3 separate regions of the Mus musculus genome follow, and all the other regions are linked to region 3. Evidence: chromatin loops called from intact Hi-C (ENCODE). Cell type or tissue: left cerebral cortex. All regions are shown on one strand. Links, peaks and the distances in the headings refer to the core of each region. The heading gives the core; the rest is flanking DNA.

The links. Hi-C counts contacts between places; a loop is a spot of excess contacts. Peaks named below come from ENCODE experiments on the same cell type or tissue, not always from the same donor. Only the 100,000 strongest peaks of a DNase experiment are listed, where the experiment ranks them.
Region 1: a loop joins it to region 3, with 2.4 times the contacts of the local background. A loop is called at or near these places in 29 of 42 quality-filtered maps.
Region 2: a loop joins it to region 3, with 3 times the contacts of the local background. A loop is called at or near these places in 5 of 42 quality-filtered maps.

Annotation. Positions count from the first base shown.
Region 1 is chr6:38,157,089-38,164,943 of GRCm38, forward strand. It overlaps D630045J12Rik (RIKEN cDNA D630045J12 gene), which reads right to left. Exons shown (of 20, transcript NM_194061.3): 11 at 960-1,156. Among named protein-coding and RNA genes, the nearest start is that of Gm52858, 21 kb to the left of the region's middle. In left cerebral cortex, for the core only: a CTCF peak has its summit at 3,230 (motif pointing right); a DNase peak (open chromatin) is centred at 3,244.
Region 2 is chr6:38,192,728-38,200,582 of GRCm38, forward strand. D630045J12Rik (RIKEN cDNA D630045J12 gene) reads right to left here. Exons shown (of 20, transcript NM_194061.3): 2 at 1,657-4,362. Among named protein-coding and RNA genes, the nearest start is that of Gm52858, 57 kb to the left of the region's middle. In left cerebral cortex, for the core only: no CTCF peak of the experiment used is centred there; DNase peaks (open chromatin) are centred at 2,857 and 3,741; H3K27ac peaks cover 1,302 bases.
Region 3 is chr6:38,249,947-38,257,801 of GRCm38, forward strand. D630045J12Rik (RIKEN cDNA D630045J12 gene) reads right to left here and starts at 4,193. Exons shown (of 20, transcript NM_194061.3): 1 at 3,922-4,193. The coding sequence starts at 4,063. In left cerebral cortex, for the core only: a CTCF peak has its summit at 4,336; DNase peaks (open chromatin) are centred at 2,544, 3,066, 3,489, 3,685 and 3 more places; H3K4me3 peaks cover 2,424 bases; H3K27ac peaks cover 2,210 bases.

The DNA of each region.
Region 1 (7,855 bases), core at 1,274-5,273, 94 kb before region 3:
TGGACAGGAGGGACTGGAGGGAGACTGGGAAAGGACAAGGAGGGGCGGGTGAGAGCCTGTGATGTGCTAACGAAGGTCACAAGCTGGGAAGAAGCAAAGAAAAATGGAGGGCTTGATAAAGATCACCTGCAGACAAAGCAGGAGGTCACAGCCAGCTACCAGTGGATGGATCACAAGCACACGAGGCGTGCTGACTGACTGTGTGCCATGGGCCGTGTACTTTAACTGGTTTTTGGGTTTTCTTTTTTTTAGATATTTATTTTATTTATATGAGTACACTGTAGCTGTCTCCAGACACAGCAGAAGAAGGCATCGGATCTCATTACGGATGGTTGTGAGCCACCATATGGTTGCTGGGACTTGACCTCTAGAAGAACAATTCGTGCTCTTAGCTTTTGAGCCATCTCTCCAGCCCTTAAGGTTTTTTTTTTTTTTTGGTTGTTTTTTTTTTTTTTTTTCCCCCAATCCGTCTATTTATTCCAGAGAGAAGTGTGCGACAACACCTGTGCAGAAGTCAGAGGACAACTCTCCTTCCACCATGTGGGTTCCAGGGATCGAATCCAGGCCATCACACTTGACAGCAAGCACCTTTACCTGCTGAGCCATCTTGCTGGCCCCTGCTGTTCCCTTTTCATTCATTTTTTTCTTGTATCACCTTCACAAAGCTTAGGACAGTCACCACAGGAAACACTTCTAGCTGTCTGATTCACAATCCAACCTGGGAGCAACCCAACACAAATAAGCACTGGGCGGGAAGATGTCACACAGCCGGATCCAGAGGCCCAGCAGAAGGAACAGAAAATGCTTCAGGGTTTATGTGTAGAACTGGAGAAGTCAACCGGCCCCCAGGCTGCCGGCCCAAGGCAATACTCATCACTTGTGTTTCTGATATCAGAATAAGCCACGAAAGCGGAAACAGAGTCTGCAGCAGAGAACAGTCTAGAAAGCGCAGTACTAACCTCCCTCTGAGCCGTATGTTCTTGGAAGGGAGCTTTGACTTGGGGCTCGGCACATCTCCGTTTTCTGAGGGTGTGGTGTGGTCCTTCACAGGGCCTGGCAGTGGCGCTGGCTCATGAATAATCAGGATGTCGTCTTTATTGTGCTGGCCCAGATGCTGCTTAGCAAAATCGAAGCCCTTCACGCTGGGGATCTGCAGCTAAAACACACGGGGTGGTTAGCGTGAAACACAATGGGTGGTTAGAGTAAAACACACGGGGTGGTTAGCGTGAAACACAATGGATGGTTAACGTGAAACACAATGGGTGGTTAGCGTGAAACACACGGGGTGGTTAGAGTAATACACACGGGGTGGTTAGCGTGAAACACAATGGGTGGTTAGAGTAAAACACACGGGGTGGATAGCGTGAGGTCCAAGGGCAGCAAGAGACTGAGGGCTGACCAGAGGCCCGTGACCCCTGACCCAAGGCTGCCAGCAAAGCCACCAACCCAGTTCAACAAACATCTCTGTAACAGATCGGGTGCCAGGTTCTGTTTATACTTAGAATTCATCACAGATGCTTATGAAAGATTAAACAAGAACTTGAGGATTAAATGTCAAGACCACAATACAAAACCATTCCAACAGATCACCTGCTCCACTGTCACAGACCTGTGTGTGAGGCATTCTCTATAGGGAAAGGGGCTTCAGAGACTTGGCTGTAGATCAAATTGTGAGATGAACGGAGACTACCAGAGGCTGAGAAGAGATTACAGTAGCTGCGCTCATGGGGCAGAATGCAGTGGGGAGGCGGAGAGAGGAGCCAGGCTGCACACAGAGCATTCGGAACGGCGGCTTTTAAAGTCAGCCTCTGGACAACCAGCCTCTATTTCTAAAGAGGCAGATTTCTAAAATCTGAGCAGACTCGAAGACCCAGCGACACCACGTGCGTGAAATCAAGACAGTCTGCCCACAGACTAGCAGAGAGAGAGAGACAGAGAGAGAGACAGAGAGAGACAGAGAGAGAGACAGAGAGAGAAAGAGAGACAGAGAGATCGCAACAAAGAGAAAGAGAGACAGACAGACAGCCAGAGAGACAGACACACAGAGAGATAGAGAAACAGAGAGAGAAGAAAGGTTGGCTCTCCCTCTCGAAATCAGTGGAAGGGAAAAGCCCGGCAGACAGAAGAATCCAAAGTTGAACAGGTAATGAATGGCCTGGAAGCCTGGTCCTCAACAAGGCAGTGACATTAAGGGTGGGTCTTTAAAGGAGCAAAGGAGATAAAACAGCAGACTTCCTTTTCAACATGGTTAGTTTGAAAGACAGAGGAGATGTTCAGTCTGAGAGGCGATGCTGGCGGCTGCCTGTCCAGTGACATGCAAGCATGAGTGTAGAGTCTTTGTTAAGAGAACATCTAGCAAGTTGGAACTGGGGAGAAGCAAAGGAAGCATGAAAGAAAACAGGAGACTTCAAAGGAACAGGCCCATTGGAGAGCTCAGCGGACCAGCAACCAACGGATAAAGCATTCCTAGAAAGGCCCACAGCCAAACGTCTTCAGAAGCACCCTGTACTCGCTGCTAGACACAGGCGTTCTCTCTGAGGACACCAAGGCACCCAACACCACACCCAGAATCAGAGCTTGGGGGCTGCACCTCCTCTAGACTGTAGCTTCTGAGCCTCTGAGGGAGGTCATGCACAGCACTGAGATGCACAGTACCATGTCTGGTGACATCATTTTAATGACACTGCAAGGACCAAGGGTGAGTATTAACAGTTTCCTCAAATCCAGCCTGCACAGTATAGGAGAATGGAAGTGCATTAAAAAAAAAAGCAGCTCCGAGGGGCTGTAGAGGTGGCTCAGTGGTTAAGAGCACACTGCTTTTCCAGGGAACCCCAGGTTTGCTTCCCAGCACCCACATGGTGGCTCACAACTGCCTGTTGATTCCAGTTCTAGGGGTCAACTCTTCTGACTTTTGTGGGCTCCAGGAACATGTGGTACACACGCAAACATGCAAGCAAATCACTTAGGCACATAAAAATTAAAAATTAATTAACTTAGAAAAAGATGAAGTTGCCCAGATGGGTCTGCTCATTGGGAATGCTGCTTGACTTTATCAGAGTCCTAAGGAATGCTTTCACACAATATACTATGTATAGGAGCAAAGGTGATGTCATAATGCATTACTTTACGGCTCAAAAGTGATGCTGTTGGCTTAGCCTTGTGACCTAATACTCTTAATGTTAAACATCCAAATGGGCAGGGAAAAGGCAGTCTGCGATAATGACTTCTGCCAGCAGAGGGAGACAAATGGTACTGTAAGGATAGTTTACAAAGAGTTGCTTGGAAACAAAAGGCAGACCAGCTGGCAACCATATTCTCTAATTAATGAGCTTCCTTTACTAGAGCAGGCCGCTGTTCCATGCATTTCTGGACTCAGCAGCACCTCATGGGAAATGACAAACCCAAAACCAACTGCCTTCCCCCAAATGGTCTACTTGGTCTCCTTGCAGGTGGACAAACATTTCCTAGTAGCAGAGGATCCCCCTCCCCAGACTCTTTTAAAAGTCTTGTTGCCCCTTACTGAAGAGAATCCCAGCTCTTATGAACACAGTAGCTTCTTGGAGTGCTCTGTATAGAGAATAGAAACCTCCAGACACCAAATACCAAGGACTCACCGGGCTTAGTGGGTCCCTTTTGTCGAAGCACAATAAGGCTGAAGATGGCTTCCTCCTTCCCTATCTTAACTGTATTTCCTGTGTGTGTGTGTGTGTGTGTGTGTGTCTGTGTCTGTGTCTGTGTGTTCAAATGTGAGTGCAGATTCCCACAGAAGCCAAAAAGGGTCTATGTATGCTTTGTATGTATGTATGTAAGTGTGTGTGTGTGTGTGTGTGTGTGTGTGTATGTATGTATAAGAAAAATTTTTTTATCTACATCAAAAAAACAACCCAAAGTTTTAACTTCAAATCAAAAAAGCAATAATAGAGCCAAGATGTCAGGCATCTTTGTTTTCTTGAACTCTTATTCGTTTCTGCAGGAAACTTCCATTAGGTTCCTTTAGTTACTGGACACCCGGGTTGTGTTCCAGTCACCTGACCCCATGCTGACCCCTTCCTCAATGAGTGTCCCCAGGAGCGGCCTCTGCTCATTGGCATGTTGTCCCTCTGTTCATAGCAGATTAGCTCTAGAATAACACATTTGGACTTAAGCATGAATAATGTACTTGAGGGGCCAGAAAGATGGTTCAGAGGTCAAGGTCACTGGTTGCTTTTGCAGAAGACCTGGGTTCAATTCCCAGCACCTACACAGTGGTTTACAACCATCTGTACCACCAATTCCAGGGGATCTAAGCCCCTCTTCTGGGCTCCAAGGGATCCTCCATGCATGTGGTACACATACACACACTTAGGCACACCACATACATACATAAAATAATCAATACATTCTTAAAACAACACACTTAACAGCAATCAGCAATATGCCCTTCATAAGGCCACACTTGCTACCCCAATATTTTTTCCTTGTTTTTTAAATTATTTATTATTATATGTAAATACGCTGTAGCTGTCTTTAGACACCCTAGAAGAGGGAGTCAGACCTCATTATGGATGGTTGTGAGCTACCATATGGTGGCTGGGAATTGAACTCAGGACCTTCAGAAGAGCAGTCAGTGCTCTTAACCGCTGAGCCATCTCTCCAGCCCCCCTTGTTTGTTTTAAGTTACCATAATGATTCAGCTGAGCTCTTAAAGGCAAAGCATCTATGTATGTATGTAAGTGTGTGTGTGTGTGTATGTATGTGTGTATGTATGTATGTGTGTATGTATGTATAAGAAAAATTAGGTAACTCTTGAACCAAAAAAACAAAGCAAACAAAAACAAAAAAACTCAAACTACTTTAACTATTAGGATGGGTTCCTGTCTATCAGACTTATATACATTGTTCTAACTTAGGAAATATGTAATTATAAATATTATTTTCATCTTGAAATTATAAATCTACCCATCCACATAATTCTCAAGTGTCTGTCCAGCCTTTTTAAGATGGCTAGAAGATTGACAATTTGACACCAATTACTCCCAACTAATGAGGAAAATCCCCAAATGAGCAATTTCCAATTTTATACATATGTTTCCCTCTGAGCTACATAGTCTCTTAGCTTCTTCATACATAAAGTGCCTCCACCTGAGAAGTAGCAGACAACTGTGGCCATCTGAGCAGCTCGGCCTTTGGCTAAGAAACTGTGGGGAGCTTGTCTACATATTCCCATAGGAAAGACAGCACTTGTCTTAAAGAACGAGGTACGAACGAGCGTAGTTACCCATGACAGGGCTTGCTTTAGTCAAATTGCAGGAGTGACAGCCCATCCCTCTAAGCAAAGGCTTCTGAAAGAATAATGTCGAAACAGACACACAGCGCTGGCCCCTGCAGGACCCTCCACATAGGCCACGACCAAGCAGTGACTGCCTCCCCTTAGAGAATGGCAGGGCTCGGGTCAGACACAAACATGGCCACATGCAAAAATGCTTTATTAATGCCAAGGCTATGCAAATGAGATTGGTGGCCCTCTCACTGCTACTGGTTGATGAAATAAATCCCAAGTAATGAATATAAATAGTGGATCCTTCAGGACATCAGCTACAGCTATGTACGGAAGTTTAAATAAAGTATTTTGTGAATAGCAACGTGACACACAGTAGACCCTCCACAAACAGCTAAAGCCTGAGTGAAATACAGGATGGCCCAGTGACACACCAAGCTTACCAGGGTGATAAACCAAGACTCACCCCCAAGACACAAGTCCTGTGGCCCACTGCCGATTTCAGCTCACATCCTTAAACATCCTCATGAGAGCCCAGCTCACAGGCTGGGGAAGTCACCACCTTCAACCACCATAAAAACAGGGCAACTCATCTGTGCTTAAACACAACACAAAAGCCATCTACACAGAGAAGATCAATAAAGCAGTGCCCCGCCCCCGACGGGGAGTTCACGGCTCTTAACATACCCCGAACGTCGCTTTCTGAAGCACTAGGAGCTAGTTTTTCGGTTCCTTAAAAATAAAATCTTGACTAAAGCCAGGCTGGCACTGTATCCCCATCCTCCACGTGAAAATGGGCTTTAATCAGTTTCTCATAGGAGAGAGATCATGGTGAATTTGAGTCTTTAATATTCAAATTACAGCAGTTATTTCTGAAGAAAGATGGTCCTTTTGTTCTTTCTTTTTCTCAACCTATCATCCCAGGGACAATCAAGTTGTCTGGGCCCCATGGGAACGCACTGCTGACAAGTCAGGGAGGTGTAGGCGAGCAGGTCAGCCAAGTAACAAGAGAGAGACGTGATGAATTCTCAAACATGTGAGCCATAAATATAACAAGACCCAGATGGAACAAAACGCAGCAGTGAAGCCCCAAGTGCCCAGGCCTGTCTGATCCCCAAGGACAGGGCAGTTAAGATGGCCATAGAAACCATACAGCAAACCCCAAAAGAGTCTGACCCAAAGAACCCATGCTGGTGTGGGGAGTGCCGTTGTAGAATTTTATTACTTGACTGATAACAATTGGTGAAAAATCTCCACAGCCATCAGGTTGTCTCCATTTAAAGAGTGAAGACAAGGCAGAGTTATAGCCACCTGTTTGTCCTCCCTGTGGCCACCAGGACCCCGTGGTCTCTGAGGTGGGAGAACACTCCAAGGTTCTGGTACCCAGCGGCCACCCTGAATCATGGGTAGCAGCCGGGGTGACTGAGACATGAGTGCTAAGAATGCAGAAGGTTTCAGCAGAGTCTAGAGCTAGGAGGAGCACTGCATTTCCCCTAAGCCACCACCCACAGAGCCTTCCCGAGTGACCACTGCAAGCGGACAGCTGTCCAGCCTGCTCCTCTCGTCAGACCCTGCCATGGCTGCCTGTGTCCCAGCTCCAATCTCACATGCATCTACAAGCCTCTTAAGAGCGTCCTCTGTTATATGGTTTAGGCTATGCTCTTCCTTACAAGCTTGCTCCAACTCCACTTAGTTCCTTACAACCCAGTCAGGGTTTCTATTCCTGCACAAACATCATGACCAAAAAGCAAGTTGGGGAGGAAAGGGTTTATTCAGCTTACACTTCCACATTGCTGTTCATCACCAAGGGAAGTCTGGACTGGAACTCAAGCAGGTCAGGAAGCAGGAGCTGATGCAGAAGCCATGGAGGGATGTTCATTACTGGCTTGCTTCCCCTGGCTTGCTCAGCCTGCTCTCTTATAGAACCCAAGACTACCAGCCCAGGGATGGCACCACCCACAATGGGCCCTCCCTCCTTGATCACTAATTGAGAAAATGTCCCACAGCTGGATCCCATGGAGGCATTTCCTCAAGGGAGGCTCCTTTCTCTGTGATAACTCCAGCTTGTATAAAGTTGACACTCAAAACCAGTCAGTACACATCCCTTCCGAAGTTGTGGTGGTTTACGTAAGAATGGCCCCCTATATCAGTTCATATATGTGAATGCTTGGTCACCAGGGACTCTTTGAAAGGATTACAAGGATTGGGAGGTGTGGCCTTGTTGGAAGAGTGTGTCACTGTGGGGGAGCTTTGAGATTTCAAAAGCCCATAGCATGCCCAGTCTCTGTGCTGCCTGTGGATTCGGATGTAGAGCTCTCAGCTGCTTCTCTAGCACCATGTCTGCCTGTCTGTTACCGTTCTCCTCACCATGATGATAACGGACTAACCTCTGAAACTGTAAGTGAGGCCCCAGTTAAATGCCTTCTTTTGTACCAGCTTCCTTGGTCATGGTGTCACTTTTCACAAGAGAACTGGTGACTAAGATAGAGGTCCATACTGTCTCTTCCAGCCAAGCGTCGCCTCCTCTCAGAAGGCAGCAGTCACACACACACACACACACACACACACACACACACACACTCTGCCTGCAGCTGCCAC
Region 2 (7,855 bases), core at 1,274-5,273, 58 kb before region 3:
GCTGTGAGGCACCCAATGTGGGTGCTGGGACTTGAACTCCCATCTTCTGCAAGAGCAGCATACTCTCTTAACCACTGAACCATCTCTCTAGTCCCACTAGTCAATGTTTCATCATCCTGTTTTAATTATTGAAACGTAAGACAGAATCACTCCCCATTCTCCATTCATTATATAAAAAAAACAAGTGCTTAAGCTGTTTGTTTCCCCAGTAAGTGTCACTTGTTGTCACCTCTTCAGTCCATGGCATCATTACAAACTCATGGTCCAGTCTGGCTACCTTGGCTGATCCCACCAACAGCCGGCGCAGCATGGCTTACCAGGCTCTGACTAGACAGACTACGCCATGACTGATGAACAGAAAGACAGAAAAATAAAATGAGTGGGAAGGTCTTGTGGGAGGGAGGAGGGAAGGCAGGAGGAGCTAACCGTGAGGAAGGTGAGGTGTAGAGAACACCAACATCAGAAGACCTGAGTGGAGGCAGGAGGGCAGCCTACCAGTGGCTCCGTGCAGCTACGGGACTACTCAGGAGAGCTGATCGCTACTTAATGGCCCCCACTGACCACCACCATAACTACCAACTTCTGTGGTTCATCTGAGGAAGACAGGAAATGGCAAACCTGTAACACGAGGACGTGAGGCTGGAAATTCGGAACCACCCAGAAACATGTATCGTACAAATTGGTTTGTATCAACAGTTTCTCCAAAGCCAAGAGAAGAGAGGTATGGAGACCTTCAAACAAAGCCTGACTCCCGTCAGTGGAGGTCAGAGTCCAAGGGTCCCCCTAAAGCCATCAAGGATCAACACCCCTGAAGTAGCTCCACTTCATTACTATGGAGAGCCATCTAGTCAATCAATCAATCAATCCCTCTACGTTTGTCTAGACTCTTCCCAGGCGACAGTTGCCAAGAAGAAAGAAGCCAACATACATGAGGCTGCAGACGAGCTGAGGCCCGTCCAGAACAGTGTGGAGACACAGCTCCGCCAGTTATCAAAACTGCGGAAGGGCAGGCGCACAGCAACCGCTCTGTGAGGCCAAGAGCAGTTAAACGCACTCAAATAAAGGACGACAAAAGTCAATCACGAGTACACCTAAAAATTATACAGTGCGATACCTGATAGTCAGAGGCTCCTGAAATAGCTTCTAATTATCTACAGAGAAAAATTATAAAATGGGGCACATCATTAACTATCATAAACACTGAGATTTCTAACTTACAAGCTTGCAATTGCTTTTTCAAGCCTGTAGAACCATTTTAAAGCTGCTTTGTGATTGTTTTGTGAGGAAGAAAATATTTAGCCTACAGTAAACAGATAATAAGTAAATCAAGCCTCTTCTACCTTATGATAATTACTAACTAATATGCAATCCTGTGTGGTCATTTCCTAGGTGCTCTGTATTTTACACATTTAAATCTCTATAGTAGCCTAATGGAGCTAACATCACTACGGTCCTCCTCTAACACTTGTGAAAGCAGATTAAGAGGCCGGGTAAGTGGACAGCTGGCACGAGGCCAGCAGAGGAACAGGACTGCTACCCACAGGTTATGTGAGGCCAACACCTACTCTCCTAACCACAATGGTGTCCTGTAATTCTGCACACAAACACCTCGAGAAGTCCTCTATCTCAGAGAGGTGACTGGAAGCAGGGCCTTACCAGTTGTGATCAAATAGACATCGGGAACCGTAATATCACACACATATGGCGGCTTGGCTGTGGCCAGTGCTGGTGTACCAACTGTGGCTTCAAGCGTGGAGGTGGTAGCAGGACCGAGGGAGGGTTGGGGAGGGGGTACACTGTTCCCCTGAGGGTTCTGACTCATAGGCTCGCTGTTCAGAGCAGAGTCCACAGTATCACCAGGGGCAGTGCTGGCACTGGGCATGCTCAGTTCCAGGGATGTACTTAGTTCTGGGGAAGTACTGGGCGGGAAATCTGTGGATGTCAATGATGAGCCCATGACTGGCTTTGTGGGCGGAGGTGAAGGGCTTACTTCAGAAACAAGTGATGAGGAGGCTGACAGGTACGGGTCAGAGATCGACTCTGTGCTGCTTGGAATGACACTGGAGGGTGTGGGTAAGACTGGTGTGTGATGATCTGTCACACGCACACTGCCATCGGAAGGTGTCAGAGTCGAGAATGGAGATGACTCGGTTAAAATGGGTGTCAAATGGAAAACAGTTGTTGGCAGTGATGTGAGGTGAGTCCCAGCTGCGTAGATGCCAAGAGAGGGCTCAGAGCTGGAGGGCACCAGTGTGCTGATAGTGGACTCATGGGGAATGGGTGAAAATTCAAAGGCAGAGGTAGTTTCAGAGAAAGCTGAGGTAAGATGAACATGGGATTCTCTCAGTGAAACTCTGGATACTTCGGTGAACTCGAGAGAGTCAGAGGGGGAGCTTGAAAGTGGGGGCCTCTCGGGGGGACTAGGAAGAACAGTGACTGTGTTCAAAAGAAGGTCTGCACTTGACTGTGGCTGAGACGGCTCTAGACTTGTGGGATTAAGAACAGAAAGCTGAGGTGATTGCAAATTCATAGAGTTGGACAGTGAAAATGTCTCAGCCATGGTGGAAAAAGTTTGAGAAAAGAAGGTTGATGGATCGCTTGACATCAAAGATGGGAAAGCAAGCTCGTCTGACCGTGAAGGGGCTGGAGTGCTGAAGTCCAGGGGCGGAGTGGAGTAAAAGCCGGATGTGAAATCCAAACGACTTCCAGACTGGAGTTCCAGAGAGCTGGTAGGTGCTCCGTGAGAGAAAGCGCTAGACTGTGCTGAGGGGACCAGACTGGGAGAGGTGAGAAGGCTTGGCTTTCCAGCTGGAAAGGATGGACTGTTTTGATTTGCAGTCAAGGAGAAAGATGAGTCAAAATGGGTGCTGGGGATGACAGAGGACAACAGATGGATCATACTGGATGACATCACTAGATCACTGGTGACAGAGAAGCCAAAAGTCGAATCCAGTGAGCTTGGTGTGGAGAGGCGGCCATGGGAAGGGTACACCTGAGTGATGGCAATGCCACTCACATCCACCTCGGGTGACACATCCATGCTGGCTTTCCACAGCCCCACAGGTCTGGAAGAAAAGGAAAACACAGGTCTGGAAGGGAAAAGCGTATTAAATTCTTGAGGCTCTTCAAGTTCAGAGAGGTCTGTGCCCACACTGCTCAATGGAGAGACATGACTTGCCTCTACCGAGGCAGTAGACAAAGTCTCAAGCCTGTCGCCTGACCCCATGTCCTTCTCTGTTAGGCTCCTGGCCAGTTCTTGTTGAAATGATGAGACAACGCAAGACACACACCCTGTGTGTGGTCTCAGGGAAGACTCGGGGCTCAGGACATAAGGATGGTCAGTAAAACTGGGGACTGGGGAGCTATGCCATGACTCTAAGGCTCCCCTGGCCTCACTAGAGAGGAAGGAGTCCTCCGAAACACCAGGTAATTGGGTAGCAAAAGACACAGATGAAAGTGGGGTTGAAAATAGAGCAGAAGGCTGACTGCTAAAAGTGGGGTCTGTGGGTGACGTGGTTATGCCAGGGTGTGCTCTTAGAGCGATGGCTTCCTCTGGGTGTTCGATCCAAGCAGTGGTCTCATTAGGGTATCTGTCCGAGCTTGTGGCCAGGACACCCACTAGAGGCTGTGAGACCTCCCACAGGGGGACAGATGGCTGTTGAGTCATGCCATTGCCTGATGGCTGAGACACTGAAATCCGGGAGCTAAAAAGGAGGTTTTCTGCGCCCTCTGTTACAGAAGCTACTGTCTCTGGCAAAGCCTTGCTTGATAACTGGCTGTGAATTTCTATAGGATGAAGCACCGAATTCCTACTAGGAGTTGGAATGATGCCCTCAGACGTGAGAAAAGCTGACCAAGAAGTGCCGAAGTACGTGGACGGCTCCACATATACAGTTGCCTGTTGCACTGTGTTCTGACATCCGGACAGCACTTCATCCGGCAAAGAAATGGTGGGAAGTGATGGGGTCGTGCCAGGCTCCAGCATTTCCTGGGGTGGCTCTGGTGGACTCGGTGTGATATACCGCATTGGGGAAACCCCCCTTGAAGAGGTCCAATGAGCATCTGGCAAAAAGTTATCCATCTCCTCATCATCGAGGGCCACCTCATTACTCGTCACGGATCCGTAATTTGCCTCAAAGAAACTGGGCTCCGCTGTACTTTGAGTCTGTTGTCTCTGGCTTAAAAAGGCTGTATCAAAAGCTGTCGCTGACGGAGAGGAGAGGACAAGGGCAGAGATGCTTGGTTGGGACCTGGGAACAGTCTCTGATAAGGTCACTTGTGCAGCACTGTGCAGGATGCTTCTCTCTGGCAGGAAGTCCGAGGGGCGTACAGGATGGCTGTGCTGAGCCAGGGAGAGGTCATCTAGTAAGGGAAGCAAAGTTGAATTAGCTGCCATGCAGGAAGTCAGAGTGCTAACATTTCACTTCAGATATAAAAATTCACTCATTCAAAAAATCAACATTCACTAAGGCTGCAGAAAGAGCTCGGTGGTTAAGAGCACTGGCTGCTCTTGCAGAAGGCCTGAGTTCAGTTCCCCACACCCATGTGGCAACTCAAAACCTTTCTGTAACTCCAATTCCAGGTGGTCTAGCACCCTCTTTTGGCCTCTGCAAATACCAAATACATAAAATAATGCCAAAAAAATCATGCACATAAAGTAAAAATAAATACATTTAAAAAAAAAAATCACTCACTACAAACAGTCGCCAATATGCAGAAATTCTAGTTGGAAACTAGATAATGTCAAATGATGGCATACATTCGCAATAATGCTGTTGCATAATCTATGTGTCTTTACAAAACACACTTCTTATCCAGCTACAACCGTACAGAGAAGCTACAACTAAAGACGAGCTGAAGGAAGGACAGCCCAAGGTCTGCATGCGACACCCATGGTGGAAATGGCAGTTGGGAGTCAAAACGAAATTCTGCTGAATCTATTTTGAGAACACACAATAACTTGCAAATAATACTTAGGCTCATGGATAGCATACTTCTAGCTTCTGAAAGTCACAAACTCACACTGGTTATAAGCTGTGCAAATTACCACTCCGTTCTCTGTGGCATGACTAAAAACTGCATAGGAATGCGGTTCAGTAGTGGAGCACAGTTGGAAGGCAGGAGGCCCTTGGTTTGATCTCTAACACTGAGGAGGATTTGGATCCCCTGGAACTGGAGTTACAGTGGCTACAAACTGCCAGACGTGAGACCTGGGAACTGAACCCAGGTCCTCTGCAGGAGCAGCAAGTGCTCTCACCTACTGAGCATTCTCCCCAGCCCCTAATTTAAAAAAAAAAAAAAAAAGCATGACAAAACTGTTTCACAGCAACATCATTAAGCATATGCGATCGTCTGTACAGCCTAGCTTTAGAGTTTCGTATCTAAATGCTTACTATCTTACCTTGCCACATACCAAGCTCGGGCCAAAGAGTGGCTATCCTTCTCTATGGTAAAATAAATCAATAATAAACAAATAAGGACAACAAGAAAAGAAAAACATCAGCACACATCTAAAAGGTTATGAATTCATAATACTGTCCAACTGTGTTGATACACATTTGAAAGTTTGCCTAAGAATAAGTAACTTTGTCTGCTTTAAAACTCTGCTACAGGGCTGAAGAGATAGCTCAGAGGTTAGAAGCACTGGCTGCTCTTCCAAAGAACCTGGGATTGGGTCTCAGCACCCACATGGTGGCCCACAACTGTCTGTAACTCTAGGTCCAGGGGATCTTACTCCTCTTCAGACCTCCAAAGGCTCCTGTACACATGTGGTACAAAAACATACACTCAGACACATAGTCACTTTTAAATAATAAAAACACTCTGCTATAACTTGTTTTAAAATGTAAGAACCAAACAGAAGGCAAGATCCCTGAGTCAGAAACACATCTTTATGTGAGTCAGAGGATGCAAGAGATAAAGCAAAAAGAATATTGTTCAGTGGCTGATTTAAGACTGAGATATGACACAAATTACAGTTAAATAAAAAGGCAGGGATGAGGAAAGGCAAAGTGACCAAAAAGACCAAAATAAACCTAAAAGTCCCCAACTGGAAAAGCACAGACACCAAAAAAACTTCACACTGAGGCTGAAAGGTTCCAACCTGGGAGGTTTTATTCTCTCTGCCAAGCCCCAGGAGAGTCACCAGCTCCTAAGGAGTGGCAGCTGCAATGCCAGAGGGAATTACCTCTGTAGTTAATTCAGGAAGAGGTTAGAAAGCCCAGGTGAGGCTCTCTCCACATAAAAGGCACCAGGGACTCTCATTTCAAGCCCTGGAGATCAGTTTCCAAGCTATAAAGCTGTAGATCACCCAAGAGTGAAAGGCTTTTTTCTCTTTGAGGACAGAAAAGGGACAGGGCTGGAGAGTTGCTGCTGGTTCTCAGGCAGTGACTTGGGCGTGGAAATGACGCAGGGGCCTTGTGGACAAAGCAAATGCTGTGGTGTCCCAACTCTGTCTGAGAGCTCGTCCCCCTGGGCCAGTATGGAGGCACTTTGTCCCCACACCGCTTTCACTGGGTGCTCACCTGGACCTGGCCATGGTACATATTCCAGCCCAGAAACTGCCCATATACTCTCAGCACCATGCCAGGCCTGTTCACAGATTAATTGCAGAGCCCCCCAACTGTCTGTCTGTCTCTCTGAGACTCATGCAGGCAAAACAAGTGTGGCATTCTGAATTCATTTTAAGTCATTTTATTCTATCCCAAACCTTTCCTAACTACAGCAGAACATTGTTGAATCATGAACTCTTCCAGCCAACCGGATCCCTTTAAGACCCCGGTCAATCCCCTCCTGTCACAAATGAGGCTTACAGGGTTTAAGTTAGCTTGCTGAAAATATTCCTATCTCCTGAGGATGGGAGTGGAGGTGGGGGTGGCCAGGGTCCAGGCTAGAAAATCAGTTTTGTACTCTCTTCATCTACAAAACGTTTTGCCAAACCAGTCCATTTTAACCAACGCGGTTGAAAGCATGTCGAACTGTGCTGTGTTGTTATAACTGAGCTGAATGTACACGAGAAGTTTGGCTCCTGGGATCTACGCAAAGGCCTGTTTTAGACTAAGCCCCACTGCCAAGCTCCAGGACACAGGCCTGAGTGCTGACAAGAAAGGTCACCCTTTCTCAGAGTTGGCCTGGAGGACAGCAGTGTCACCCATCTCTAAAAGCTTTAACCCAAATGGAACTTCTTTGTTTGTTTGTTTGTTTGTTTGTTTTCCTAAATTGTATAGTTCTCAAAACACTATGACTCCTCTCAACTTACTGTAGGCATTCAACCTACAAAATGAAACTAACCCCACCGCTACCTCACACTGCAAGGCAAAGGCAGGCAGATGAAACCCATGACCAACCTGGCAAATTGTCACCAACTTTTCTCCTTCTAGTTCTCAGAGCGTCCTGAGGGAAATCTTCAGTGTCTTCCCACACGGGTATCCTTCCCCCCCGACCCCCGACTTAGAAAGCAGTGCCTTCCTTCTTCTCCCAGCCCCAAATGTACCAATATCCTCTGCCAGGATACTCTGTCCTCCATGTCTTCCCAAGTACCAGGTAGACAAGAAGTACCATTTTATACGTGTATGTGTGCGTGTCGAGTGTGTGTGTGTGTGTGTGTGTGTGCGCGCGCGCGCACATGTGTGTAAAACAGAATACTGAGTCTAGGAACGTGTCCATCTGGAAATTTGCCAAGCAAACAAATATTATCTCAAAGTTGATGAGCAAATTTATACTCCCACTAGCATTATCTGAAAACCTGGCTGTTGCTAAGCCTAATACTAGACATCTCTTGGTGTCCACATTTGTGCCAACCTGGCTCTGTGAAATCTTAATTTTGATGTGTACTGCTTCCTGCCCACTGACTCAG
Region 3 (7,855 bases), core at 2,389-6,388:
AATTAATTAGCTAATTAATTAAATATAAAAGAAAAACACTGAAAGGAGGAAAATATAGTAGAAGAAACAATGACAAAATTCAAAGAATACAAATACAAAATAAGCAAAAAATCAACACTAAAGAAATGCAAAATAGGAAAACTAAAACAATGCATTATGAATTTAGCAGACAAAAGTGTTTAAAAATAATCAAAGGATCCACCTTTCGTCCCAGCACTGGTTAGGAAGAAGCAGGATCTCTGTGAGTTCAAGGCCTGCCTGGTCTACACAGCAGGGCTCCAGAATAGCCAAGAGTACAAAGAGAGATGCTGTGTCAGATAGATAGATAGATAGATAGATAGATAGATAGATAGATAGATAGACAAAGAGAGAGAGAGGTAGGTAGGTAGATAGGTTGATACAAATAATCAATGGATGTGATGATGGATATCAGCTGCATAAATCTTTGTGGCTTTTTCCAACATTACAACTTTCAGACTACTGATTCATGCAACCACCATGTCCTGAGCATGCCACACTCCAAGCACACACACAGGAAGCCAACCTGGCACACCTGACAGTTAGTCATATTATCATTCTCACTGTACAAATACATACTTAAGAATAAAGACCTATAGATACCAGAAAACAGAGAGGCAAAGACCCATCTGTAAAGCTATTCACCATAACATTTACATCTGCTTGGCTGGGCAGTAGCAGCGGTGGTGGAGGTGGTGATGGTGGTGGTGGTGGTGGTGATGGTGGTGGTGGTGATCATGGTGGTCATAGTGGCAGTGGCGGTGGTGGCAGCCCATGCCTTTAGTGCCACACACAGGAGCCCAAGAAGGACCATCACAGATTTAAAACTAGCCTGGTCTACACATTAAGGCCTGGGTTATATAACAAAACTCTACTACAAAAACAAAACCTAACCCACTTACAGTGTTATGTATGGGCTGTGGAACTGTGGGTGAGCCACACTCCCTCCTTTCTTGTCCTGGGTATTGAACTCAGGGCCAGTGCAAGCTACCCAGAGTTATACCAAGTCCTGAGTGGCTGTTTTCTGCACCTTGCTTTAATTTCTAGATTCTGCCATGCTGTCAATTTCATGCTAACCCTAATTCTTAAGAGGAACGGTCCCTGACTAAGGAATGGGCCACCATCCCCATTCCTTCTCCACTGTGGGTGGCTGGCTACCTGAAAGCACCATTTCAAAAGAAATCTCCAAGCATTCCGGGGTGTTTCCACAACAGTGAATAGTCAAGACCAAACTTAAAAATGTTTTCTTTAAAAAAAAAAAAAAAATTCACCAGGTGGGGGTGAGCCTTTAGTCCCAGAAACTCTATCCGGAAAAGCAAAACAACAAAAATCATGCATTTAAAATGCTAAAGGAAATAGAAACAGACGACAAATCAATACAGCAGAGAGCTCTCTCTGAAAACGGTAAATAAGGGGGCCCACATGAAAATCAAGTCCATCTCTACTGAAGATGGGGAACTTGTTAGCCAGACATAAGACTGCTGCCTCCCAGAGGAACTGCAAACAAGATTAAGGCACCACCCCCATCCCCTCACCCTCACCACTCCAGGACAGGCCTCAGCAAAGTCTCCCTGACCGTGCTGTTGTTGAAAGTAAGACACTAAGACTAGAGGGTCCTGGTGCCACCGAGGGAAAACCTGGGCCAAACACACCACCTTGTCCCAGGATCAACAGTTGCTGGCCATGGCCAGGCACCCCACCAGCAGCCTAGGCACCTTACCAAGACACCCTCTGTCAAGTTGGCTTCCCAAAGCCTGCAATCAGATCACCGCTCAGGTCATCCCTGAAGACCCTCCACCTAGCAGTTCACTCCGAGTGGACACACACATCCACACTTGATTTATTTTTGAGGCCAGGCCCCTGAAGTTGGATGCTACTCACACACTGCTTCTAGCTCTGTGTTTCCTGCCCAGAGGCAGCTACGCAAACCAGAGAAGCAACTTAGTGAAAGGATGCCGCCTTCATCTCTGTGAAGTCAGGTCTCGGATAGACATCTAACTTCACATCTCCTAATTGGATTTTGGATTAGGAGTAGCAGAGAACCCGAAAAGGGGTTTCTAAACAACGGGGAGGCAGTGTAGACACACCCACTGTGTGTCTTGAAGTTTAGCAAAACAACTGTATCTCCTAGAGCCTCTCCAGAATATTCAGATGACCATGTGCAAGTGGAAAAACGCTGGGGCCGGGAAGCTAAGCGTATCACAGAATCTGAAGCCAGACTCTCCTAAACACCTGTTAAGGTCCTCCTCAGTTAAGCTGGGATCATAAAGCCTATAATGTGACCAGGTCACACAGCACCTGGCACACATCAGTGTTAACAATTAGTGAGCTAGGTCCCATGACGGTCAAATCCAGCAGAATCCAGCTTTCTCTGTCGACTCTAAAGTCAAGAGCTCTCGGAATGACTAACTCCTCTCCGAGGAACACTGGACTGGACTTCTCGGAACGAGACTGGGACAGGAGATGCTAGCTAAGGTAGGCAAAGTTTCTGCAGCCACTGCACACACAGCCTAAAAAGAGGCCCACTCTGTCAACCCTACCTCTGCTGTGGCTCCCTGAGGCAGCGTTCCACCCAGCTAGCGGAAATCTCTGGAGGCTTCGGCTGTGACCCCGGCCTGTGGGTCACGGAAAGAAAAAGGGGAATGGAGAGCTATAGCAATTCCTCTCATCATCCAGGCGGTGACCTTGAGCAAGATGCTTCTGCCTCGATTTCCTCCTGATCGAGTGAATGGGTCCCAACCTGTGCTCCCTTAAGTCCGTTCCTCGCTTGTATTCCACCATCCCCTTTGTGGCACTAGTTATAATGCCCACAGTCGGGCCTAAGGGACACCTTCAAATGCGTTCTACTTCCTTCAAACCACTTGGCAGTCCTCTGGCCCTGCTCCCACAAGCAGGCAGGGTTCTGGGCTGCTTTCATGGCTTTTCTGTCTCTCCTGAGCAGTGAGAAGAAGCTCTCCACCTAAACTGCTCCTTTCTCCTTTCCTTTCCTACCCACAAAGCAACCAAGCACGTGTGGGCTGGGGCAATCACAGGATGCACTGTGTCACCTCAGAGATGGTCTCCAGTCCAGTGCAGTGCGTGCTCAGGATGGATAAATAAACATTTCGGGGAAGCAACATGAATTAAACCATTTCCTCAACAAACAAAACCCACCCACACGCCTCATAAATCATGTCTCTTAATCCCATGCTGATGAACAGTCACTAAATTGCATCTATTATAAAAACCAACCATGACTCCTTTCATGCCCTGACACTTCAGACTCAAAATATTTTCACACTCCATTGTAATGCCTTTGTGGAGGTAATACCAATAGCTAGTTCCCTGGAAAGATCCATGGCCAGGGCGCTTTCCAAGAGATTTTTTTCTTTGAATGTTCTTTGTGTCCTGGCGCACTGGGGGACACAGCCAGCTTGCTTGCATCTGGGGTAACACTGGGTGTTCACGGCAATGCACAACTGCTCTTCTGCACACACCAGATGCATCCCTTTGCCCCAACAATAAAAGTATCCCAAAACATTCGCTACGCCACATTCACACAACCGTGCACAAACACAATTCCAGTGCCTGCATTTTGCAAAGGGGAAAAAGAAAATAGGCATCTTCGGAGCAGAAACCACCAAACCCGCCTCGGGCAACATGGTTCACGGAAGACTAGGTTGCAGACCTTTTAGCAAGACCGGTCAGAAACCGCTCGCTCTTTTTTCCTTTGGATTTATTCCTCTCCTCCATGCCTTTATTTGCAGGGCCCAGGAAGAATAGGAAAGCATCTCCAGCAAGGAGGGCGAGGGAGCGGTGAAGAATAAAAGAGGATGGGCGGGTGGGGAAGCCAGGGGGTGACGAGCGCGGCAGAGAAGGCGGCCAGGGTGGCGGCCGCGTCCCGGGGGGCTCCGCGAGGCTTACCTGGGGCGCACGAGGCCGGCCCGGCGAGCAGCAGCAGCCAGAGGCCGGGGAGCAGCAGCCCCGGGCGGCGGTGGCGGGAGGAAGGCCCGCGGCCGCACCGCTCCGGCACCAGTGCAACCCTGGCGCGGGGCTCCCGCTCCATGGCCACGCGTCGGCTCCCCGACACCCCGGCCTCCGGGCGTGGGCGCGCTCAGGCCCGGGACGCCGGCGTCCGCTGCGGCGGAGACTGGGCGCCTAGCACCGGCGCGCAGCGAGGCCGGCGAGGCGGGGGCGGGCCGGGCCGGATCCGCGGACTGGGGCCGCTGCACGCCGGCCGCGCCGCTCCGCCCCCTCCCGAGCCTCGCAGCCGCTGCCGGGCAACGCACGGCCCCGCGCGGGGAGGCGAGCACCACCTCCCGGCCGGCCCGGCGCCTGCCTGCGGGCGGCCCGGCGGAGGGCGAGGCGGGACCCGGTCCCCGCCCTCCCACAGGACCCGCCTCTCAGGAGGGCGCCCGGGACGGCGCCGCCCCGCACCCGCACCCCCGGGGCCCTAGAGGAACGGTCGCAAACCGGGTGATTCCGGAGCACGCTCCTCCCGAGCCGCCCACGCGGGGCGGGCAGCAGGTGTGTGTGCGGGGCGGCCGTGGTCCCTGGCAGACCCCGGGCTGCTGAGCGGACAAAGCCGAGAGAAGTCGGCTCTCTTTCCCAGAGCCCGCGCGCTGGAAAAGAATGGGGAGGAGGCACACAGGGCTCAGCCCATCCTTTGCCTTTCCAGAGCTGTGCCACCTTGTTGGCAAAGGTGGGCCTTTGGTAAGACCTAGGCCTACTGCCCTGAGCTTAGTGAGTCTTCAGAAAGGGGCTACTGAAGCTGAATCAAAGTGGACAGACACAAACACACAGATCCAGGCCTTATTTTTTAAAAAAGAAAGTAGCACCAATATATGATGAAAAAGACCTTGTTGGGGGTTAGTTTCCTGGGGAAATGGGGGTGTGGATGGGAGTTAGCATGTGTCTCTGTGCTAAGAGCCAAGTGCATTAACTCTGAAGGCCGAATAAGGTTGGAAGGTCCTAGAACACACTACAATTTTGGACAGTTGTATTTCAGAGGTTGCACCAGCCGTGGTCTGCAAGCCGTGCATAAGAGAAGTATCTTGTTGAGTGAGAAACTATGACAGACAGTGGGAAATGTCAGCCATCCAGACTGGCCAAGGATCAAGGTTGCTCTTCAGTGAGGTAGGCAAAAGACCCAGAAAGATGCTACCCAGTTTTGCTGGGCAAACTCATCTATCTAGGCAAAGAATCAGAAGTTCCTGTTCTGAAAAAAAAAAAAAAATAGGCACCTGTTAAATTTCAGGGAAGATGAGAATCTAGGTTATAAGCTTTTGTTGATGACCCTAATTTTTGCGTTCCATTGTGTCACTTGTCATAAGCAACCCCCATACATTGCTCTCCTGCTCCCCCAGACATATACATTCTTGGAGTTGTCTCCAGCATACCCAAGTAGAGAGTTTGCTTGTCTGAGCATGTTTGCACCCTGACCACAATAGCCCTAGGTATGGCTCCCCTCTCCTCGCTTTTCTCTGAATTACTCACCTGGCCACGGGGCACAGCCTGGAGCAGCTCTTGACATTTAGTCCTATTGTGTTGTTATTTTTTATGAACTTGTTAGTCCACACATACACACACACTAAGTTAAAATGACGTTCTAACATGTTATCGCCCCACACAGGATCCCCCACGGCTCCAGGAAGATTTCATTATATATTTATTGATGGGAATCTATGTGTCCTTTACAATTGGCCTCAGCCTCCAGGAAGTTCCCAACTGCACTAGACAGTGGGAGGAAGAAATCTCCCACACCATTCTGAGTCAACTCAGACACTGCTAGAAATTAACAAAAATGCAACCTTGGGCTAACAGGAAGGACCCCAGGGCATCAACTTTCTAAGGAAAAGGGGATCCCCAGAGTCCCTTGGTCTCTCTGCTCTCAAAACGTAAAACCAACCTCTGTAGGGAATTAGAGCATTCTCCCTCAGTGTCTAGCAAAATGACTCCCAGGGCTCAGCTGGCAGATAGTGTGACTCTGCAGATCCAGCAGGAATGAATGCCAAAGGGAAGCAGAAGTGTGTGTGTGTGTGTGTGTGTACTCATGTGTGTGCATACACAAGTGAACATGCACGCCCCCACACCTAGTCACACCTCTGTGCACATTTGTGTCTAAAAATAGGGATTAAGACACAGCCTCAGAGCATTCATACAAAACTATGCAATGGACAGTGGCAATGTCTTAGCACTTTGTATGACTTGTTGGTACTGGGAGGGAGATATAAAAGGATATAGAAGCATTGGTTTTAAACACCTTTCCACCCAGTCTCATTTTGTGTATAAATAAATGAGAGATGAGCTTTCCCTCAGCCACAAGTGAAGCGCCAACCAGTAGGAGGGAGAGTCAGCATGGGTCCTCAGCAGGCTTCTAGCCCGCTTCAGGGGAGCAGAGGGATGAGGTCAGTTTTACTCATGGGCAAAACAGGCACAGCTCTGGGCCTCTACCAGCTGCACCTGGGCCCCACAGGCCCAAGAGTCTGAGGAGCCAAGGGAAACCCACCAGGATCCATCTTTCCCATGCCTGAATGCCCAGGACCCCGTAATTCCACTCCTTCAGCCCGACTCAATTCCAGAGTCCTTGTGATATTGTCCTGAGGTCTGTCCTCCCAAAAGTGGGCCAACGACTGTTGTGTCTGGCTATGGGGTGGGGGTAGGGATAGTTGTTTGCAGAGGTGGTGATGGGGCTTTGACAGATGGAAAGGGTATCTACACAAATCCTATAGGACAAAGCAAAGAACCAAGGAAAGATATGCTCCAGGGTCACACAGAGTTGGCTGAATGCTTTCGCAACGCAAGGAGTCTTAAATTCTGCCCCTGAACTCAGCCCATTAGGTTAGAAGGAAGGTCTGCACACTAAAGGGCAAAGATGGGTGTTTTATTTCAGAGTTTGCATGCTCATCGTAGACCTTGCTGATACTTCACTGTGGCCGTGAGTTCTTTTCATATGCCCTCTATCTGCAGGGCTCTGCTTCCTGAGCCGCCATGGCATGAACAGGTGGGACCATAACCCCTGGGCACAGGAATGTCCCTTATCTTCCCCACCACAAGGAACCAATACCCCTGAAACCACAAGTCCAAGGACATTCTTCCTCCTCTACATTGCTTCTGTCAGTGTTTTTCTCACAGTGATAAGAAAGGTGACTGATACAAGATCCACACGTTCCCTTAAGTTCCACCCACATTTTGAGCTCTTGCTACATATGACAGACACCACAGTGGGCACTGGGAGACAGCAGACAGAAGGAAGCTTTTTGCTGATGGTGCTTACGTTCCAGTGAAAGCAGACTGGGGACAAGAAAGAGAATACCCCACTGGTGACAGCTATTTGGAGATCTTTAAAGGGGAAAGGGGGAGGCTGGGTATGGTGGCATAGGCCTTTAATCCCAGCACTCCGGAAGCAGAGGCAGGCAGATCTCTGTGAGTTCAAGACAAGCCTGGTTCTACATAGCAAGTTCAGGACAACCAGGACTGCATAGTAAGATCCTGTCTCAAAAGTTAAAATGAAAAGAAATTTAAAATTGAAGGAAGAATGGTGTGTGGGCAAAGACAATGTTCCTGGGCTACCTAGAAGAGCCAATGACAATCGCCACAGCAAGGCGACATTGGACATTGAGCCATGGGACAACTGGCGCAAACCGGACCTGGCACAGAGCAATTGTGCACGAGAAAGAACCAACCAGGGTAAGAATCCAAAAACTGTTTACTGAGCCCCTGAGGCTGTCCCACAAAGTTGTGCTGGGCCTTGAGGAAGTGTAATTAGCCATGTGTTGTGTTGTCCCAGGCAGGGCACCTATGACTAACCAAAGTACAGATACCACCAAAGTCCAACTTGGTGAACCATGAGTTTTGT